Regions from separate parts of the Homo sapiens genome. Here region 2 is linked to region 1. Evidence: chromatin contacts called from ENCODE Hi-C or POLR2A ChIA-PET data. All regions are on one chromosome and are shown on one strand. Each heading gives the region's core, a stretch centred on a gene start or an enhancer-like site at or near the end of the contact. The rest is flanking DNA. Distances are from core to core; before and after follow the strand shown. Region 1 overlaps RPTOR (regulatory associated protein of MTOR complex 1). Region 2 overlaps RPTOR (regulatory associated protein of MTOR complex 1).

Region 1 (3,308 bases), core at 443-2,942:
CCGGGCATGGTGGCGGGCGCCTGTAGTCCCAGCTACTCGGGAGGCTGAGGTAGGAGAATGGCGTGAACCTGGGAGGCGGAGGTTGCAGTGAGCCGAGATCACGCCACTGCACTCCAGCCTGGGTGACAGAACGAGACTCTGTCAGGAAAGGAAAGGGGAAAGGAAAAGGAAAGGAAAGGACATGGAAAGGAAAGGAAAGGACATGGAAAGGAAAGGAAAGGAAAGGAAAGGAAAGGAAAGGAAAGGAAAGGAAAGGAAAGGAAAGGAAAGGAAAGGAAAGGAAAGGAAAGGAAAGGAAAGGAAAGGAAAGGAAAGGAAAGGAAAGGAAAGGAAAGGAAAGGAAAGGAAAGGAAAGGAAAGGAAAGGAAAGGAAAGGGAAAAGAAAAGAAAAAAATTTTCTCAAGAAGAAAACAAGCAGTGTGGTTAGGATGCACGCCGGTAATGAGGGGCTCCCATGCCTCCCTCCCTCCTCGCCAGGAAACTCAGGTCTTTGATGTGTAACAACCGGCAAACCACCTAATTAGGATAATGGAGAGGAAGCCCAGTAAAAACCAGAGACAGCAGGTGGGAGGAGCCACCGCACCCTCGGTTGACAACAGCAAAAACAGGTAAAGTCCTTGCCCAAAGATCTCAGTGATATCCTTTCAAATATTTTAATTGACAGATTAAAAAGAGGGAAGAAAGGAGGGAGAAAGGGGTGGGGAGAATACAGAGGACAGAAGCAGGAGAAAAAGGTCTCTGCAGCTCAGGGAGAAAAAAGCCAAAACATTTTTGTTCCTTTTGAGGAGTAATGCAGATTAAAACTATAACAACATAAATTATGTTTATATAAACATAAAATTTAGAAAAGTATATTTCACTTTGTAAGAAAAAATCCAACTCCTTCTGAAGCAAATAAACACTATAAATTTATCTCAGGCACTTTAGAGTTAACAACTCACATTGTAATAAACGGCCCATCTCCTAATCAAGCAAACTCCCAACAGCCATGATTCCTTTGGAGACTCAGACTCCCTTCGTCTTCACATCCCTTCATTAACCAACACTTCCCAAGCCTGCCAAGGTCAAGGATTCTGAGTGCTACTAAGTGCTTCTTAGGAGACCAGCAGGGACGGAGGAGGAGGTGGAAAGAGAGGCAGGAGGAGAAAAGGGGGAAGAGTGGGGTGAGGAAGAGAAGAAGGAAAGGAGGGAAGAGCAAGCACTGAAAGGGGAAGGAGGAGAAGGAGAAGGGGGCAGGCGCAGGGAGCGAGGCTGCAGGATGGTAGGCCATCGAGGAGGAGAGGGTGAAGCAGCAGCAACTTCAGTGGGAGGGGGAACACCCTAGCACATGAAGCAGAGAATCAATACTGAGTGTAAGAATTATTTTCTCAGGATTGCTTCTGTTACTTAGGGAAAAAAATAAACACAGCTAAATGCATTTGTGCTGGGCATTAAAGAAGAAATCGTATTTTTAATCATTAAGAAAGAATAGGAAGCCTCACAGCACATTTCAGGAGTCTGGAAGCCCAGCCCCCATGAGAAGGCAGACCTTCCAGGCAACAGGGCGCTCCACAGCCAAGATGGTTTGCACGTAAGAGCCCTCTGCGCTAAGTCATAAACACTCCACCACCCAAGTCCCTCCCAGACGCAGCCCTGGAGGAGGCCTGCATTTTGCTCCAACAGAAGTGAGTGACTCCTCCAAGGTTTCTGTCTCAGCCACCACAGGGTCAAGAGCAAATGCCCACGCGGCTGTCACGGGGAAGATGCAGAGCAGTGGGAGCCTGAGGACCCAGATCCTTGTGAGATGAGCCTCAGAACAAACACCCAGCGGAGGATGCTTCCGTGCCAAAGCAGGGCAGGCCAGCCCATCTTGTGCACACACCTGCTTGCACACACGCACACGCACAGAACCAGTCTCAAGCAGAGGAAGGCACAAGGCCCAATCAGGACAGGGTGAGCTCAGGAAGACAGAGGGGACTGTGACTGGGGAGGGGCTCAGAGGGGGTTTCAAAGGCTATGTCACCTTCCATTTCTTAAGCCCAGTAATGTGTAAAAGCAATTCATTCTATTATTTTCCACACGGTAAATAGATCCACGTGCACACTCCATAATAAGCACAAACATAAGCACAGGCTGCCTTCACTCCCTGCCATTCAGGAATGTGGACTGTTTGAGGGGAAATAATGTCAATATCTCACCTAATAATTCATTCAAAGACAACCAAATACCTCCCAGCTCACTGATGCCTACGCTTCCATGTCTCCAGAGTGCTGGAGGAAACTGTAAATAAAGATTCCTCTGCAGATTGCCTGGCTTTGCAAAGAAAGAGATGATTTTTGTCATTTTTGTCAATTTAGAGTGGCTTGCAAAATGTAACTGGAAACATACAACCACCCAATGACCTGCAATCCCATACACTCAAGAGAAATAAAAATATATGGTCCACACAAGACTTGCACCCCAACACTCATGGCAGCTTTATCCCTAAAAGCCAGTCACTGGAAACAGGTGCAGCGTGAACCTGTGGGAGAGGGAGGGTGGATGCACCCTGCGTGGATGTGCAGGCTCCGGGACACCCAGCAATGAGCTGCCGCCCGGACGAGTCTCAGAAGCCTCACCCTGAGTGAACGAGGCCAAACGCAAGAGCAAAAGAATACATCACATGTGGTCACTGTAGAAAAAGGTAAAAAATAAGTGAGGCCACCTGGGCAAGATTATGACAGGGAGAAAAGGCTGGCAAGGCTGATTCCACCTCCCTCCTAACCTCACAGGCGGCTGCCCTCACCCATTCCCGGATGCAGGCACAGCTAACCATGGGAGGAATTTAGTTTGCAGTTGAACTTTAAAGCAAGGATGATAACAGTCCCTCCCTAAAACTGGTCCCCTCCTGGTTCAGGGACTGAAACCACCTTTGTAAGACTATGAAAGGCCATGAGATTAGGATTATGTGAGGGGCCTGAATTCTGCTAAGATGTAGATGTCACTAATGATACCCAGCCATCATCCCTAGCTTGCCTTTCTATAATTCCTTGCTGCTCGGGAGTCGTGGCCAGGTTATAAAATTTGCGACTTCCCCAATTGCTCCTGTAGAAAACAACACATTACAAAACCTAAGACTGGAGATGTTTTTCAGAGTTTTGCGTTCTGGCAACCAACTGACCCCACCTGGACCCATCCTGTGGCCCCACCCAGAGGCAGACTCAGTGCAGAAGACCATTTTCCCCACCCCATGACTTCACCCCCCAACCAATCAGCAGCACCCACTCCCTAGCCCCGCCCACCAAATTATCCATAAAAACCCTAGTCTCTGAGTTCTCAGAGGGGCTGAT
Region 2 (3,308 bases), core at 341-2,840, 57 kb before region 1:
AGAGGATTACAGCGGCAAGGCTGCTGGCACCAAGGAGGCTGTGTGTGGTTGGCAGTGCTGTAACAACATATGTTTCCTAGATTTGATCGCTGTGCTGAGGTCATGTAAGAGGTTGACACTGGGTAGCTGGATGAAGGACACACAGGAACTCTCTGTGCTGCCTCTGCAACTCTCGTGTACATTTAAAATTATTTCAAATTGTTTTTTAAAAATGCAAACCTAGTTTTGATCCTAACTGCTCTCCAGAAATTACTGAACACATAGTCACCTCTTCACATGCTGCATCCCATGGTCTCTTCCATTCCTGCCCCACCTGACATCTATGCGCCGTCTCCCCTCAAACACACACTCTCTCCCCAGGTCTCCGGCTGCCTCAGCTCATTCTTCCAAAGTTTCCCAGCTTGGGACCCCTCCCTTCCACCCTCCCCTTAAAAACTTATCGTCAGGGGCCTATTCCATTCTTCTTATTCCACATCTTCTCCCAGGCAATCAAATATAACTCCCTGGTTTTAAATACTGCCTAAACATTGAAGTCCCAAAAATGTTCAGCTGCAACTACCACCTCTACAGAGAGTTGGTTATTTTCATTTGATTGCCTGTGACACCTCAAATTCAAAAATTTGAGAAGGGAAAAATAAAACTTATCATTTCCTCTTCCAAACTCAATGATGATGATGATGATGACGGCACTTTGCAACATGCCAAGAACGTGCCACACAAAGGCTTGGAGGGAAGGAAAGGAAGAACTTTTATTGTTTATTTTATGCTTATCTGCACCATTTGAAAAAAAATGAATTTTATAATAAAATATTTTAAAATTAACTAAAAGAAAATCGTGTTAAAAGCCTCATCTTACATATGAGATAACAAAGAATGCACTTCCAATCCCTTGTATTTGTGAAGTCAAAGGAAGTTCCCATCAGCAGCACAATCCACAAGGAATAGGAAGCAGCTGACCTTTGCCCTTAGCTTCATAAAAACCTGAAATATATATATATATACCAAATTGGATAATAATGAAGACTTGTTCTTTTTCAGCTGGCAATAACTTTCTAGCAGAAATGTCCTTCTGGCTATCTTAAGCCTATTAATAAATAACAGGAAAGCTGGCTGTGTTCCTCAACATTCATTTTTTCAGTGGATTAACCAAAATATTTCATCCTTCTCCCCCAAAGTGCATTTCATGTGTATGACTACCAAAATAAGCCCGAGTACCCTGAGGAAGCTTCCAGCATGTTCCAGCATGATGGGCTGGAGACACCCAGCTGCCCAGCCCCACCGACTGAGGTAAGAGCCCAAAGGATGCTCCTGCAAACTGCAGCGCCCTGACGGCCCCGGGTGAGCCAGGAGAGCCCGCTGCTGGGTGTGCCTCTTTCCAGGGCCAGATGCACACGCAGCAGGAAGAGCCAGCATGGCTTCTGCTGCTCCTGCACCAGGTGCGTGCAGGCCCTGCCGAGGAAGTGAGTGATTCTCACACCTCCTTGCTTACCCCTGAGGTTACTCAACTTGCCATCCTTTTTCCCGCTTGCACTTCCGCCGCGTCCAGGAGCCTCAATGACTCACAGTCGTGAGAACAGTTTCCACAGTGCTGCCTGTGCTGCTACGACATCTTTCATCCTACTGACCCCAGGATGACAGAGCACTGGAACCACATCACCTGCTCCCCACGGTGTCACCGGGTCAGAGGGGACTACTTCCTGTCACCAGAGCCCCCTCGCACTCCCAGGCCTCCCCTTGTCTAGCTGGTTCTCACTCCTGCTTGGAGACCCGGCAGACGTAGCCCCTCCTCACCTCCTAGGTGCCTCCCACGAGGCCTTGGTGTTTACCCGGGACTGTTTCTGCCCTAGACGGCTAAAATTAGAGATGGAAAACAAGGGGTCGGGGAAGTGTCTCTCCCGACACGTAAGAAGCAGAGTGACCCCAAACCATAAGATGAATATCCTGCTTGCCTCTCACACCACACTGTCCATACCAGGGGTTCTCAAAGGCAGACAACCCAGACAGCAGCAGAAGCGGCCGCAGCAGCAATTTTGTGGGACACCCAAGAAAGCCAAATCGTCAGGCCCCACCCACGGCCACAGAAGCAGAGGCTCAGGGAGGGCCTGGCAGTCTGTGGCTCCGTGAGCCTGCAGGTGATGCTGGGCGCACTCAAGCATGGGCACCGCAGCGCTATGACCGTGGTTTTAAATGCAGGGCACCCGCGAAGTCAGTGCAGCTGCACTCTCAGGTTTTGTATCTCTTGGCATCAAGGAAATCATTTGTTTGTTAAAGTTTAAGCTCTCATAAAGAAATACTCCAAACATTTCCAGCACTTCTCCCAAAGAAATGGAGTTTTTGTTAATGGCCTTCTACTACTGTAAGCAAACACAAAATGCTAGAATTTCTCAGAAAAGAAAGGTCAAGTTTACCATAAAACTTTTTCTTGGACACCGCTAGATTCTCAAGACGAATAAAGTAACAATTTTAACAAATGATAATTGTGGTCTGACATAAATATCACTTTTTAAAAATCACGTATTTTTCTGATAATAGTGTATTTCAAAAGCTTTATGATCCATCTTTTTTTTTTTGAGACAGTTTCTCTCTTGTTGTCCAGGCTGGAGTGCAATGGCACGGTCTCGGCTCACTGCAACCTCCAAGTCCCAGTTCAAGCGATTCTCCTGTCTCAGCCTCCTGAGTAGCTGGGATTACAGGTGCCCGCCACTATGCATGGCTAATTTTTTTTTGGTATTTTTAATAGAGACAGGGTTTCACCATGCTGGTCTCAAACTCCTGACCTCAGGTGATCCGCCCGCCTCGGCCTCCCAAAGTGTTGGGATTACAGGCGTGAGCCACCGTGCCCGGCCCATGATCCATCTTTCAACAGAAGCAACAATTAACTGTATACCAACACAAGAGGCATCTATTTGATAATGACAATCCCAATTAAAAAAACAAAAAACCAATAAATCCTATTAAATAATATTTATTTAGAATTGCTCATGGAATAATTATTTAACTGTAATAAAAGAAGGGCAGAGGAAGTACCAAAAACACCACCACCAATGACAATAAGCTTGCAGCCTTACGGATTTTACGGGACTGGGGTTTACTGGTGATGTATACTCCCGAGTTGTCTGTTCACAAGTACCGCTTCCCCCCACTCCTGACCTTTCGGGGCCACGACCCCCTGCTTCTGGATGATATGTATTCAAGAACCCCCTTCAGGAGGAGGAGGAATCTGCTGACCCCTGTCCTTTGCCCTCCTCTGAGAATGGTGGCACAAGTCCATCTTTAGTCCAGGGAAAGCTGCGGCGGCAAATCCAGAT

Evidence for each region. Hi-C counts contacts between places; a loop is a spot of excess contacts on that map. ChIA-PET counts read pairs that join two places held with the same protein, here RNA polymerase II (POLR2A). Pooled maps may share reads with other maps.
Region 2: a loop to region 1 is called in a pooled map, with 3 times the contacts of the local background. The contact joins two enhancer-like sites. A Hi-C loop is called at or near these places in 5 of 168 maps with a recorded cell type or tissue (CD8-positive, alpha-beta T cell, OCI-LY7, astrocyte of the cerebellum and 1 more), 4 of 37 single-sample maps with no recorded cell type and 17 of 50 pooled maps. POLR2A ChIA-PET finds 5 or more read pairs at or near these places in 6 of 52 experiments (CD4-positive, alpha-beta T cell, HEK293, OCI-LY7 and 3 more).

The regions. Positions count from the first base shown.
Region 1 is chr17:80,662,400-80,665,707 of GRCh38, reverse strand. The region is part of intron 3 of RPTOR (regulatory associated protein of MTOR complex 1); the gene reads right to left. Among named protein-coding and RNA genes, the nearest start is that of RPTOR, 120 kb to the right of the region's middle. Within about 2 kb of position 1,692, at least 8 of the 41 ENCODE cell types and tissues checked have a DNase peak (open chromatin) inside an H3K27ac peak, as active enhancers do; they include CD4-positive, alpha-beta T cell and CD8-positive, alpha-beta T cell, where a contact is called at or near this core.
Region 2 is chr17:80,719,558-80,722,865 of GRCh38, reverse strand. All of the region lies in intron 4 of RPTOR (regulatory associated protein of MTOR complex 1), which reads right to left. Among named protein-coding and RNA genes, the nearest start is that of RPTOR, 180 kb to the right of the region's middle. RefSeq lists an enhancer at 859-2,058. Within about 2 kb of position 1,590, at least 6 of the 41 ENCODE cell types and tissues checked have a DNase peak (open chromatin) inside an H3K27ac peak, as active enhancers do; they include CD4-positive, alpha-beta T cell and CD8-positive, alpha-beta T cell, where a contact is called at or near this core.